Linked DNA regions of Homo sapiens: region 2 is linked to region 1. Evidence: chromatin loops called from intact Hi-C (ENCODE). Cell type or tissue: dorsolateral prefrontal cortex. All regions are shown on one strand. Links, peaks and the distances in the headings refer to the core of each region. The heading gives the core; the rest is flanking DNA.

Region 1 (2,925 bases), core at 290-2,789:
TGTAAGGTACGTATTATCACTATTTCCAATTTATAAGTAGTTACATTAAGACTTAAGAGGTTAAGTTCCCAAAGTCAAGTAGCAGAGTCAAAACCCCGAGCCCCAGATCCACTGACTGAGCTCTTAATTACAAGAGTTCACCTATCTAGTAAGAGAAGGATGTTTTACACAAGCTCTACCTCAGTGCTACTGACTATTTGGAATGGATAAAACTCAGACCAGGCTCATGTCTGCAATCCCAGCATTTTGGGAGGCAAAGGTAAGAAGATCACTGGAGCCTAGGAGTTCTAGAGCAGCCTGGGTGACATAGTGAGACCCCATCTCTACCAAAAAATTTTGAAAATTGGCCAGATATGTTGGCACACGCATGTGGTCCCAGCTAGTTAGGAGGCTGAGATGGGAGGATCACTTGAGCCCAGGAGGTCAAGGCTGCAGCGAGCCATGACTGTGCCACTGCACTCCAGCCTGGCCAACAGAGAGAAACCCTGTCTTAAAACAAACAAAAAACCTTACTTGTAGGGGCTACACTGTGCATTAGAGGGTGTTTAGCACATCCCTAGTTTCTATCCATAAGGTGCCAGTCTAAAATCAAAAGCCTAAAATCAAAACTTTTTTTAGACTTTGCCCAATGCCCTATAGGTAGAGACACAAGGTTTCTCCCCATTGAGAACCACCGTACTAAGTAGCAGATTTTTTCTTTGGATACTTTTGGATGAAAACTAAACACATTTCCACTGCTTTATCTCTGTTTCCAATTACCCTGATTGCAGCACTTTTGTTAAAATAGACTATCTTCATGCAAGTTAAAAAACAGAATTTAAGCAGCAATTTCCTTAGTTATAATTTGGTTTTGTGGATTATCCACACATTTAGAAATCATTTAACTATCTTGTGGCAGGACAATTCTTGGCTAACTTTGAAAGATCAGACAGATATAATAGTCCTTGTCTCACACAATTATGCAGATTAAACAAAAATATGCTTGTAAAACATTTAGCCCAATAGCTGGATTATAATGAATGCCCAATTAATGTTTTTGATTATATTATTAGCATAACTATTATTTGTGTAATTTTCACAGATTACTTTTCTAGTTTATCTTCAAATTTCCAGAAACTATCATACTTCCTCTCCAGATTTACTGAAAACATTTACTTAGAGGTCATAATATGTGTCTAAATGTCAAAGCAAACTTATTATATGGATATAACCTTAAAGTCGATGGGAGTTGAGAATCAAGGCACAGTGACAAATTGTTGAAAGAAAATATTTGACAGTAAAAGCTCAAATACCTAAGTGTATGGATAAGGCATATTCCAGTTATAAATAAGATACAAGTCGTGAAAAGTGTTTTCACTATAAGAAAAACTTTCAAAAAATGGTTCAGGTTTTATTCTTCCCTCCATACATATCAACATGACACTCATTAATTGTGTAGCTCTTTACCAATTATCTTTTAATACAAAAGTATTAACAGAAACATATGTACCAAACCCAAGAAGAAAATATCTAGAATCTCTAGTGTGATACAATCTTCAACCCAATTCCATGGATCTGTTCATTCTCTCAAACCTAAATATATTTGCATGGCCTTATTATTATTATTATTTGTATTCTTATTTTTACTCAATTGCCTATGCTTTGCTGCTTTATATGGCCAGTGCCAGAACTCTATCTCAATATTTGCCCAGGCCAGTAATAAATGCTGAGACATTATAAAGAACAAGTGCCCAACAGAGAAAGAGCTACCAGGGTGCGCAGCTTCATTCTGCCAGTCACGGCTCACAGTGGGCATGGAAAATCCTCTTCAGCCTATGAAAAAAAAAAACAGCTACCACAAGGCCACTGCTCCAGGAAAAAAGCTCTAAGACCCAGATTTGGTTTCTAAACATATTTTGACCTCTAATATTTAAGAAAACAAAGCAAACAGCATGAACACAAAAGACAGACGTTTTTAAGTCTCAAGTCAATTATTTCAGATGAAAAAGGAACTCTCTAAAGAGAACAGCAGCTGCTGGCTTAAGGAGCTATAGGTCCTATCAAATTGTAATATAGCCCTAACTACTCCTCTGTAATTATTATTTTCCTCATATGACTGCATAGTTCCCATGGAAGCAAATAACTTTTAAAGATTCAATCTTTGTTCTTCCAAGAGCTTATGATATATCAGTAGAACTAACTGGTATCTGTTAATTCTTTATTTCATGGGCATAGAGAAACCTATACATTCCAGCACCCTCCTCACCACCACCTTCACAGTTAGGTGGGGCCAGATGACTTGTTTTGACAAAAGGATTATGAACAGAATATAGTGTGTCGCTTCTAGGGAAAGGCAGAAAAAAGGTCCCTGAGGCACCCCCCTCCCCCAGCTCTCTTTTTCCCTGTAATAGCAATATGGAAGCCACATGTTGGAATGGCAAAGCCATTAACATAGAAGCAGATTAGCCCCTTGACACAGGACTTGAGAGGGAGCTGCCCTGGAGAACAGCAAGGCCCACAGTAGACTCTGCATACACAGAAAAATAAATGTTTGTCGTGTTAATCCACCAAGACTTCAAGGTTTATATATTATCACAGCGGAGTTCAGACTGTCCTGACAAATGTGTCTCCTAACACAGATTCTAGTATGAAGTAAGTGCTTAATATGTAGCTCTTTAAAAACAAATGTGCAGAGCTGAGAACACCATTTACTAGTAACACAGAAGTTGAGATATGGATTACAAAGAAAAAAACACAGTCATCTTGATTTATATTAAAAAGCAATTTCTGCATATTAAGCATGAGCAGACTATATATCAACCTACTAAATAGCTCAGGGTGTACTCATCACAAGTCCATATTGCTGACTAAGGCACAGACAGGTCATAGTCACATAAAAATATTATTGCCACCATAAAGCAGCCCATATATGTTAGGTCCAAAGTG
Region 2 (2,925 bases), core at 213-2,712, 110 kb before region 1:
TCTTCCTTATTCAGCAGTATTCACCTAGAACAGTACTCATGGAGTGTTTGTTAAATGCATGAATGAATGAATGAGTGCCCCACGCAGACAGAAGCAGGTTGAAAACTCATTAAGTCAAGGCTGTAAACGCACTAAGGACCCATAGGATGTCATACTCACTTATTGATCCCTAACACCTAGTAGAACCCCATTCACATAGCAGGAATTTCATTGATTTTTGGAATAATGTTTTCCAGTTTGTAGTTATTTTCATAGAAGTTTCTCCTACAAAGAGCTGAGAAGAACAGTGATTTAAAGATCATCTCACTGTCTCTTTGCATGTTTTTTTGAGGGGGATGGGGTAGGTGATAAAGTCGGGGAGATTTCCCTATTTCTTTTTCTCTGTCTATTATTATCAGTAGCAGCCCTGTTTTATGTTTGACCAAACAATGCCCTCTGCTGTATGTGCCTAAAATAACATGATTGCCTTGAAAATTTCTGCCTAAGAGGATGCCTAGTTGTTTTCATGATTTGCTTCTTCCCACCTACATGTACTCCAGAACTAGGGAGGACTGGATTAGCTTTCAGGTCACTGCATTGGATCAGAACACTTTATAACAGAGAAGAGAATTCCTAGAGTCAGCAAATGACTTTAAAATGGAGGGGCTTCTTGACCACCACATGCCTGCTACAGAGACTCATTTGAACCATTTATTTAAAAATCCATGGGTGGAAAAGATCTTCTAATTCTACTATCACAATCTAAAGCAACAAGATAGAATAGGCAAGGGACTGGGGAAGGCTATGGCGGCTCCAAACCTTGTCTTAGCAACAAAAAGTCAAATCTACTTCATGCTAAAAAATCCGACCCAGGGATAGAGTCACAGCTTGGCAGGGCTAAAAATAAAAATAATTTGTTTTTTTTCCTGCCTGTTTACACTCTCATGATGCTGGAGAGATAAGTGTACCTGGCATGAGGTTTCTGGCTGTTTATGAATCCTTTCGATCTTATTCACTTTTTGATATTAATTATTTAAGAAAATGTAAAATATAGATGACCAACTTGTTTCTCAAATTATAGGGTGGAATTTGAGGTGTTTGGGGGTATGTTTATGTTTTTGACAGCAATTTGCTTTAGTGAAATGTATAACCAGAGAAAAATATTTAAAATCTCGAGCTCCATGTACTGCTAGATATTTCACTCTCCAGGTAATGAAATCAGAATGCTCCAATGATTAGAAATATGCCTGTTTGTAACAATGCCTACATTCTCCTTTGTGCTAATATTTTAAGTCTGGAGCCCCACAATGCATGAAACTGTTGCTTCTTTTTTTCTTCCTGTTTTTTTTCTTTTTTCTTCAAGTTCAAGGGCCATTTAATGATTAATACATGTTATTCCTTATCTCCACAAGTGGTCTTTTCTTTTCATATTTTTCCCATAGGAGATTTTCAAAGCAACATTTTGCAGACTTAGTGTAACAACACATGGGAGCCTAGACAATCACAGTGCAAGAAAGCATAGCCCATCAATAGTTCCCCAGTGCCTACAGAATTAAGCCTAAATCCCTTACTGCCTCTACCCACTAGATGCCAGTAGCAACCTCAGTTGTGACAATCTACAGTGTCTCCAGACACTGCCAAATGTCCCCTGGGGGGCAAAACTGTCCTCTTTGAAAACCACTGCCTTTGTGTGACATGTAAGCCCCTCCATAGTGCTGTGCCATTCTGCTTTCCCAGTTGTATCTCCCACTGTTCTTAATACAGTCTAGGCTGCAGTGTGTTCCGACTCTAAAAATACTCCCTCTACTTTTCCTCTTTGGGGACTTGCTCCTTCTTACTTTAGATTGAAATTACCTACTCTGATTTTTTTTTAAATCAAAATTGTACCCAGTCAGAGCCAATTTTACAATGGCTCTTTCTACTAGGCTGTCATCAGCCTTATTGATCAGTATAAATCCATCCTTTCCCTAAATTGTCCGTAAAGCCAAGACTATAACACTTACCAAATCCACGTTTGCATGTAAATGTTTGGGAATGTGTTCAACCTATTTCTTCATAAGTTTTCTCAAAGACAGAAACTGGTTGATATTTAGGCATTCAATAAATATTAGCTGAATTGAATTACGGAAATGTGTCACATATTTTAATTCATAGTCAGCAGCCAAATTGATAAACTAATTTTATAAAAACATAATGTATTGAAGTCCATTGCTAAGACTTATATGTGAACCAAAAAGATAGAAAAGGTATAAAACTTAGTTTAAATGGCAAAGAGAGGGCTCAATAATTACTCCTTGTCACCCTCCATATAAACAAATGAAAATTTATATATTAAGATTGTGAAGAAGTAAATTACCAAAAATCAGCATGTAAATAGGGGATTGAAAATGACGGTTTAGGGTAAAAATCTATCCTTAGCAGCAGTAACCTGTATCCTAAATATTACATCCAGAGTATCTTGTATATTATGTATGCTCAATATAGGAATAAATATGTGGCCTCAAGAAAAGGTTGATTGTTGCAGATTTCTAGCTGCTTACACAACTAAGCAGACACTAATAGTACATAGAGACTTAAAAATCAGAGACACAAATTTTTGTAGTACCCTTCCGTGAAACTGCCTGGGGATTGAGTGTTGTGATTTTGGACTCTATTATTGTGAGGATAAATGAGTTAATATAGAAAGCTTTAGAACAGTGTCTTGTACATAATCAATACTGTAGGAATATTTGTTATTGTCTTCATTGTTTCCATTATTCGTCTAGCACTGATGACAGTTAAAGTCCGTATATGGAGAATGGTTGATGCGTCAACTATAATAATATAACACTAAAACAATTTGAATCATACAATTAAGTTCTCTTAGTTTTATTTTTCATCAATATCCGTATTTGATTATTATTTCCTTTTCCATGAAATTGTACAGTACCATCATGGGTTCCTAAG

The links. Hi-C counts contacts between places; a loop is a spot of excess contacts. Peaks named below come from ENCODE experiments on the same cell type or tissue, not always from the same donor. Only the 100,000 strongest peaks of a DNase experiment are listed, where the experiment ranks them.
Region 2: a loop joins it to region 1, with 2.2 times the contacts of the local background. A loop is called at or near these places in 2 of 110 quality-filtered maps.

The regions. Positions count from the first base shown.
Region 1 is chr11:40,234,279-40,237,203 of GRCh38, forward strand. The region is part of intron 5 of LRRC4C (leucine rich repeat containing 4C); the gene reads right to left. Among named protein-coding and RNA genes, the nearest start is that of LRRC4C, 1.2 Mb to the right of the region's middle. In dorsolateral prefrontal cortex, for the core only: no CTCF peak of the experiment used is centred there; a DNase peak (open chromatin) is centred at 1,758; H3K27ac peaks cover 1,138 bases.
Region 2 is chr11:40,129,035-40,131,959 of GRCh38, forward strand. All of the region lies in intron 6 of LRRC4C (leucine rich repeat containing 4C), which reads right to left. Among named protein-coding and RNA genes, the nearest start is that of LRRC4C, 1.3 Mb to the right of the region's middle. In dorsolateral prefrontal cortex, for the core only: CTCF peaks have their summits at 443 (motif pointing left), 651, 1,591 (motif pointing right) and 1,790; a DNase peak (open chromatin) is centred at 1,587; H3K27ac peaks cover 906 bases.